Regions from separate parts of the Homo sapiens genome. Here region 2 is linked to region 1. The links are chromatin loops, found by intact Hi-C in ENCODE. Cell type or tissue: heart right ventricle. All regions are shown on one strand. Each heading gives the region's core, and the rest is flanking DNA. Links, peaks and the distances in the headings are about the cores only. Region 1 overlaps PKP4 (plakophilin 4). Region 2 overlaps PKP4-AS1 (PKP4 antisense RNA 1).

Region 1 (4,392 bases), core at 162-4,161:
TTTTGTTATTGTTGTTCAGATTCTGGTGGCATGCAATCTCTTAAAAATAAAACCCCCAAAGAGACAATAATAGGGGAAAAAATCAAAACCCATGGCAAAGAAGAAAAGGACAAATGTCATTATAAGGGGAAAGCTAACATTTATTGCAACGTCACTTGCAGAAATGATTCATTTATAAAACATTACTGTCAATTGCTGAAAGCAAATGTAAATCAATGCGTAAAATTGGGTAGACAAATCAAGTTACTTTCGTTCGAGTATTTTCAGTAACATTGAGTAATGAAGGAATTATAATAGTAAATTTTATTCTCAATGGAATTCCTATGCATCACAAATACCTCAATTTCCTCTTAGAGCTTTTTAAAACTTACCTTTGAATCTGGACCAAGTCAGGCTGCCAAACAATACTTTTCGTTAGATCTTTCTGGATCTTAATGTATGAACTGGGTACAGTTACACATTTTTGTGTATAGAGCTGAGGTGTACAGCAACTCATCTGACAACGGTGGCAACATGTTAGTTTCTTTAAAAGATGACACAAGTAAAAGTTCTGGTATTAAAATTATAGGTATGTTATCTCCCAGGAATAATGCAATAATAATGAAATTCTTGCTAAGACAAGGCAAGGGGAGTTTCACAGTTATTGAGGTATTTCTTTATAGATACTGAATTTTTCTTATTCCTCTCCAAAAAGAGATTACCTCTAGCTTTTTCAACTTCGATTACCAACTGACAAACTGTAAGTGCACTACAAACAAAAGAAATGAACTAAAGTGCAAGTAAACATCTTCTTAGTTCTCCCCTATGCTAATAATTGAGTGGATGTGCAATCGCTTTTTATAAAGGCCTGTTTATTTACAGTGGTAAGCAGAAGAAGACAGGTCTCAGCTACATGCTGTGTGATGTACAGCACGTCAGAGGGAAGGCTCTGGCTTGCTCACGACAAACACTGCTATGAAGAGTGGAAAAACAGTGCTGACACTGTAAGGCCACAAGATAAATGTGGTTTTCAGAGCAGATGATAAGTTAGCTCTGGTGATTTTGAATACTCATGAATGACCAAAAGGCCCATGACATGTAATTTGTCATTTTGCTAAGGCATAACTTTAAATTGCACTCCTGGGGGTTAGGCCGAGGCAGCTCACTCTGCCTATGAATGAGTGAGCCTGGCGGTCCCCTCAGAACTTGCAGCTCCAGACAGCAGGGTGGGTCCCACTCAGTTGAGTATGTAGTAACTTTTATGAAGTGATAAAACTTTGCTTCTTTGTGAAAAATGGCTCTGAAAAGAAAGTCCTTTGCTAGTGCTGATGATGAATGTGAAAAAAGAGGGAAGAGGTCAGAGAAGGGGAAGGTTCCTAGGAACTGAAGTACTGGGTAAATTAGAGCCAAATACTGAATCCAAGAGTGAGGCAGATCTCACAGGAAGACGGGAATAGGGAAACAAAAAAACAGACTGATGGAACAGTTCAAGAGTGCTCCAGCCAGGTTAAAAAAAAAAAAAAAAAGCTCATCACTGGAGAGGCAGAAGGCCAGTGGAAGTTAAAAAGGGTTATTCACAGAAAACACAGAAATGCACTGAGAGGAAGCCAAGACTTGGAACACACATTCCTCTTGCCAAAGGTCTTAGCACTTCACAGTACCAGCTCAAGGACTCCTGTCTACCTGTGTCTTTGCGTTGTGAAATATGACAGGCCACAGGATATACGTGTCAACCATTTATTTTTTAGCATTAAAAATGCCCAAATTATACATGCTTCTTATAAGAAATCCAAACAATACAGACGTAAGAAAAATAACTTTAAAGAATATCTCTCTTTAGGGACCTGAAGGATTTCTGTAAAGGAAGTGTGGGAACTGAGAGATATGGCACATCTACAAGAATCAGGCATGAGCTGGACCATGAACAGGGTGAGGAGGAACTTCCTTTCCTCTCCGTAGGGGGATGATTTGGCTTAAAGGAATGGTGTGTTAAGAGCAGGTTAATCTGGGCAACAATTCAAAATAGCAATTCTGTCAGGCACTGTGTGAAGGGCTTCCATTGTAAGTCATCACGTTTAATCCTTACAGCAATTCTTTATGGTAAACATCATCGCCCTTGTTTCTCTCTCCTTCTCTCATGGCAGGTGTATTTTAAGTTTACTATAGATTCACATGAATCCACATAAGATCTTGTCCCATTTCCCCTCCTTCTCCCCTGACCTGTCACCAGCTGTGGGACTTGGCATGGAGCTCTCTCATTTCCTCTTTACAGCAAACCCAGTTAGGACAGCAGGCATCAACAGCTCCCCTTCAGAGATGAGGAGTTGCCTTTCATTTCCAATCTAGATAGAATTACGGAGCCTGAACGGGGTTATATAGGATACCCCAGGTTGCATGGCCAGTGAGCAGCACATCCTGGGAACGAAGCTCAGGTTTATGGGGGTCCCTGATGTCTTCTTTAGCCCGCATCCTGCCTAGGATGTGGCAATGCCGCAGAGGCAAGCAAGCTGCCTGGGGTGCGGAGCGTACAGAGGTCCTCACTGTTTGGTTTGTGCATGTGCCAACCCTACCTTGTACAAACCTGAGAGTAAAGGCCTCCTAAAATGTTGTGCCTTTGGCGCCTTGCTTAGCTCACCCTAGTCCTGCCCCTGCCCAGGGTGGAAATGATGTTGGGACAGTGGTTCTTCTCTGGGATAAAGATTTATACCAATGTGAGAGGGGAAAGCTACAAAACATTCATGTGATTTTTTATTTAGAGTATGGTAGTGTTGGTGAATTAGCAGGTAGCAGTCCAAAAATTGGAAAGGGAGATTAAGATTTTTTGTTGCTCAGGATATAGAGAACTCTCTTAGAAATGAGAGACATTAACCCTACTAGTGTTGTAAGGTACAACTAAAATTGCTGGCCTTTCTGAAAATTTACCTTCCCTAATCAATGACTAATTAATGAGCTTGCCTCCTGCTGAAAAAGAATGGTCACAAAACAGGAGTACTCAAATATGCCAAGAAACTGGAGACTAGGGCTCAGCTGTTAATGATTTTACAAGCCATATATTTATTAATCAAAAGAAGAGTTTCATGAATTTTGTAGCTGCTCTCACATTTACAGCTCATCTTGTCACCAGAACATACCTATGAGCTCCTTGTTGCGAACATCTAGTGCCATATTCCTCAAGGCTGTTGCCACGGAAGAAACAACTCTATCGTTATCCATTCTCAGAAGCTCCACAAGGATGGGGAGCCCCTTTTCTTTTCGGACGGCCGCCCGGATATATGCTGCAAACTAGTGAGAAAAATAAGGCAGGAAGTAACATAAAACAGAGTTCCAGTCTCATATGTTACTGTCACCTAAAAAAGATGTTTCCAAAAGATGAACTAATAGATTAAATGGTTTCTTTCCAATTGAAGATCAAATCTGTGGTGTCAGTGAAGAGAAAACCAAAGTTGGGGAGAAAGATAGGCTGGAATGACTGATTTAAAAAGAAATCCCAAAGCCTGAAAATCTCAAACCACCATCTGCCAGATATTTTTGTGCAGAAAAGAGAAGGCAGTGATTACTTTCTATCTCAGATACATAAACATGATTAAGGAAGGATCGTGTGTTTTCTTTGCAGTTGGTCCCCTGCCAAACCCAGAGGCTATAAATAGGATGGCAGAGACAGTAACCCATCAGCACACATGAAAGGAGAACCTGTCTCCATCAAGTCATTTTTTTTCTATATTCCCTGCAACAATATTTCGAGTTCAGAAACCTGTCAAAGAGATTAGTTGGAAAAATCCCTTGCCTCAGAAGAAAGGGAAATCTCCAGAAACATCCAGCATCATAATTCATACAGCCTGGTGAAAAAGTAAGTATATTTGTGTGCAAAATGCATTCTCACTCAAGATTAGTTAGCTGCTGATGCTGTTTTTTAAAAATCCATAGTCAAGAAATTTTTCTGTGACTATGAAGCAACTCTGTACTGTGAGTCAGTTTGTATATCTTATAAAATGGAAATGAGCGCTAAGTCATCAGTGAAACAACCAAAAAGAGTAACGTTAGAAAACGGTTCTTTAATCTTGTTTCCAGCTTTGAGCTTTAATTGACTTTTTCAACCAATGCAAATCATCTTTCAAATTTTAGGGTAATTGAAAGATGCTGCTCATAAAACATATACTTTCCTGCTGTGACCAAGACAGTAGGACAGAGATCTACCAGCCCTTTGTATTATTTCGAACATTAAAATATGTGATTGACCATCCAGTTTCTTGAATACCAACAGAATATTTTAATAATACAAATAAGAGGGAAAGATGCATTTCAAAGATCCTATTTATATTCTGCATATGAAATGCATACTCCTATTTTTCAAATCACATGAAATCTATGGGGGGAAAATGAAGTACATGACTGGTTACTAGGCAAAGCACTCAG
Region 2 (4,392 bases), core at 241-4,240, 49 kb before region 1:
TCCCCTGGGTACCTACTGTATACTACTGCTGTTCTAGAGTTTGGAGCCACAGAGAATCAGAGATACAGAGGTGGATAATGCATAGTTCTGGCCCTTGAGGAGCTCACAGTCTGTGGAGGCAGACAGCCCCAACAAACATGCCATTCTAATGGGAAGTGACAATGGGGACAATTTTTCTTGAACATTATCTATGTGCTGGACATGATGACAGGCATTTTATCTACATTATCATCCCACTTAGTCTTTGCTGTAAGGCTATGAAGCAGACGCTATTATTGGCACATTTTATAGGCAAGAATACTGAGAACCATGGAGGTTAGGGCAGGACCTGATTCCAATCAGCCCCTGGTTTCTGCCAGCCCCTGATGCCCCTCTGTAACAGGCATAAAGCATTAAGGAGTCAGAGGAAGGGGAAGCTGGCACTCAGGGGGTAGGGGCAAAAGCTTCACTGGGACCTGGCCAGTGGGGGAGACTGGAAGCCTGAGGTCATGGGCTCCCAAATCAATCCAGGGGTGAGCTGTTGTGATCTTGAGCTGGAGAAGCTGATAGGATACATTTGGATGGAGACTCTGCTGGGGAACCTGGAAATAGCACCAGCTATTTTTAGGGTGCAGGCTGAAAAAGACAGGACATAATCCTCAGGAACTAGGGTGCATAAGGACAGGAGGAATTTTGTGTTCCCCATGACAAGCAGCATTTCTCTACTGCAGAGTATTCAACACCAGACAATGCCTGATTGGGAATTTCCGCATGGATTGTATTTTTTAAAAAACACATCATAATTAATAGGAAATTCAGTTTTTTTCCTCTATTGTTTTATCTGCAATGCCCTTTTAAGATGTTTGTTTTTAAATGGGTTATCTAGCTTCCTTCTGATGGCTCGTCTGGCTGAAGTGATTCCACATGATGCTGCGACCTGTGTGATGGGTCAGTCCCGGGAGCTACGCTCCACTCTAACCGACATCTCCTTCCCTCCTTCCACATAGAGGGGCATGGAACAGACAAAAAGTGGGTCTTGACATTTGCGGGGGTGACTTTCAACTGTGAGCTCCTTAAAGGTAGCACTCACCTCTGTTATAGTTATCGCTCCCTTACTGTGAGTGAAAGTCAGATGCAATACAAACAGCTAGCATGTAGGGAACATGGTGTCCGGGCATTGTTGTGGTTCTGTGTGTTAATTCACAGAAACACAGCCACTATTATTGTCCTAGTTTTACAGATGAGGAAGCAGGCAGGCAGGGAGAGCTGTGTCTAAGGCCTCACAGTGGGAAGGAGCACAGCATGGGTTTGAACTGGGCCTTTTGCGTCTGGAGCCCGGGATCTTAAACACTCCCCTCCGCTCCAGTTGTCTGGAAATGAAGCCCTGGGGTCAACAACCTGGGTGAGGTGAGGCTGCGGGGCTGGGCGGGTGTTTCACTTTTTACTTCATGCACTTCTGTCATTGATTGAGGTGATCATGTGATAAATATGCAAATCTGGGGTGGTGGAAGGAAGAAAAAAATACCTTAAAATATATATTTTTTAAACATGGCATGTTAGAGCTGAAAGTGGCCTTGGAGCAGATCTAGCCCAAGGAGGAAGTGGTCTTGAAGGTGAAGCGATTGCCCCAGGCTCTATAGCTAGGTGGTAATGACAGAACCTGGCTCTCTGGACTCTCCTTGTTCCTTCCTCTCAGAGCTGCCTAGAGGACAGTGGCGGTGCTAGCGCGCGGTGGGGGTGGAACTATGGTCTGAGGCTGGCGCTCCTTCACCTGCCTTTCACACCCCTCCTTCCCTCTCACTGTGTCTCCTGGGCTTGCCCAAGTGCCCGGGGCTCTCGTGCTGGCCCCAGCCTGATCACAGTAACTTTTGGGGACCCCTCTTGGGCCAGCTGTTTCGGACATGCTCCATGTTCTCCTGACCTCTCTCCCAGTCAAATCAGTCTTATGTCCAGGAATCAGTCTTATGTCGGATTCTTTAAGCCTATCTGGTCAAGCTGGAAAAACTAATCCCAGCTAAAGAGTGAACAATGGATGCTATTTTCCCTCCTGCAGGTTGTAGCTAGATTTTAACAGTGGCCTTCAATGACTTAAAGCAAAAGACTCCTATTGCCATTGCAGCAGCCAGGCTTGGCTAGTGGGGGAAATATTTTAAGAATTTAATGCTTCAGTTAATGTCTTTAGCAGCAAGAAGAATTGTTAAGTGGGAAGGAAGAACTAATTGCAGGGCCAAAATAAATTCCATTTTCTGGCAAGGCCAGTCAGACCAGTGATGTCAACCATAAAATCCCTTGTTCTCTCAGTTCTTCCCTTTCCAAAGAATTGCCCTCCTCTGTGGCCATTTGCGGAGAAAAGGGAGGCTGTGCTATAACCATGGAGGCAGAGAAATGTAATCCTTCAGACAGGAGCTCTTTTCTGGGATGAATGTTTTGTTTTTACAGCATCATCCCTTGGCTCATTTTATTCAATGACCTTGCCCTCATGCTGAACCTTCCTCAAAATAAGAGTGGTCATTTCCTTTTCCCCATTCCCTGAAGGCGACACGGCAGACAAGTCACTATTGTGTAGTTCTGAGGGGGAGGCGGGGGCATGCCGCTTGGAGGTTATGTTTACTGGAATCATTTCTTCCCAGTAAATCCACTTTCTGAAGTCCCAGCCACTTCCTCTCTCAAGTCACACAGTGGGCTGTGATGGCTGCAGAGGAAGTGAGGGCCAGGGAGCAATTCTGAGCCTCATCCTGTATTTAGGATTCTAGCTTCCCCTCACTTCCCTGGAGGCTTTGTTCTGGAAAACAGCACTTGTTTTCCATGGAACAAAGGTTTCTGGAAAGCAAGAAGGCCATCCTGGAAGAGCCCTGTATGGGACAGTGAGCAGGGAGCCATGTTCTGGAAGCCCCTTGGGGTTATTTATTATTATTATTATTTTTTGCTAGGGAGGCCAAGCTAGGATTCAGGGCCCAGGGTCCTGGAGGGCAGGCACAGGAGGTCAGACTGCACCTGCTTCTGGCAGGGTCGGGCTCCAGGCTAGAATCACAGGGGCTCAATAATTATGGAGGGCCCTGTAGCCCAAAGCCTGCAGTTCTAGATCTGGCTCTTCAACAAATATACTTTTATTTCTCTGAGCCTCTGTCACCTGCAACATGGAGATAGTAATACTTTTCCCTCTTACCTGGTAGAGGTTGGTGTAGACTTAAAGAAAACAATAAAGGCACAGAGGTTATTGGAGTTGGAAAATGAAAAGGATTACTATGTTCTCCCCACCACTCTCCTCTGCATGTTTTGTCAAGACAGAATGACCTTTGATCATTTTGTGGACCTGGGGGCACAGCACACCCAGTAAGATGCCAGTCCCCTCCCTTGTGAAGGGTGGGTCCTGAGATAACTCCCCAGATTATATGGCTCAGTGGACACTATTTCCAAAGTGGACAGGAGTATAGTATAGGATATTGTAAGTACGCTGGGAAAGCATGTTTCCTGCTTAGCTGAATTTGGGAAACACTGGATTGAAAAAATTCACTACATTCAGATCTTCTCAGAGTATTTAATATGCTAACTTCATCAAGAATTCCGAAGTGAGGGGGCATAAAATGCAACCTTTCCCAGATGTTTTTGATCACGGAGAAGTATTTTTCTCATGGAACAACTATTCGTGTGTCTCAGAACAGGGTGGTAAGTGCTGATGTTCATTCTTATGCCTTTGGCTATACAAAATATCTATAGTCTTTATTGATTTTGACTAAACAACATCATGCTGTTCTTGAAATGAGCCTCATTAGAAAAAAAAATCCACTGCTAAAAACCATTCTCTTGGACTTGTACTTTTGGGAAGATGGAATAAACATACTTTCCCCTATTCTTCCTACAACTTAAAGCCATTAATATTATATATAAAACAAACACATAAAGACTCTGAAAGGTAGAGGGAAGAAGGCAGGTGGTTAGGACCTTGGGACCCAAGGAATGACACAGTGATGAGTTCTCTGGGTTTTCTTTTTGCCTCATACGTCCCAGACTTGCAATTGAAGAAGCCAGAAACCTGGAAACAGCAACAAGCACAGGCAAAAAAGTGCCCATAAAAGCTAGCTCTCTCTAGCCAAAGTACCAGGAAAGGGGCAGCCTAGCAAGACAGAACCCTTCCAGACAATGACAGCTCTACTGCAGCCAGACACCATGGAAAAACTTTGGCCCACTTCCACCCTCATAAGTGAAAGCCAAGTGGGGAGCCCAGATGTCTGTCCTCATTACGCCATGATGCGGAGCCCTAACGCCCCCAAAGAGTGGGATTAGAGAAGGCCAAGCAGAGAGCCAACTTTTGTCCCTGCTGGCCAGTCATGATGCACACCTCTCCCCACCATGTCTGTGGAAACCACAAAGGGAGCTTGGACTTCCCTCCCCACCTGAGAGTATGACATGCAC

What was found. Peaks named below come from ENCODE experiments on the same cell type or tissue, not always from the same donor. Only the 100,000 strongest peaks of a DNase experiment are listed, where the experiment ranks them.
Region 2: it touches region 1 in a loop (2.5-fold over the local background); 12 of 110 quality-filtered maps call a loop at or near these places.

The regions. Positions count from the first base shown.
Region 1 is chr2:158,665,282-158,669,673 of GRCh38, reverse strand. PKP4 (plakophilin 4) reads right to left here. Exons shown (of 22, transcript NM_003628.6): 16 at 3,111-3,261. It overlaps PKP4-AS1 (PKP4 antisense RNA 1), which reads left to right. Exons shown (of 4, transcript NR_135242.1): 3 at 3,593-3,826. Among named protein-coding and RNA genes, the nearest start is that of PKP4-AS1, 68 kb to the left of the region's middle. In heart right ventricle, for the core only: no CTCF peak of the experiment used is centred there; no DNase peak of the experiment used is centred there; H3K27ac peaks cover 3,802 bases.
Region 2 is chr2:158,714,479-158,718,870 of GRCh38, reverse strand. The region is part of intron 1 of PKP4-AS1 (PKP4 antisense RNA 1); the gene reads left to right. Among named protein-coding and RNA genes, the nearest start is that of PKP4-AS1, 18 kb to the left of the region's middle. In heart right ventricle, for the core only: no CTCF peak of the experiment used is centred there; a DNase peak (open chromatin) is centred at 2,608; H3K27ac peaks cover 4,000 bases.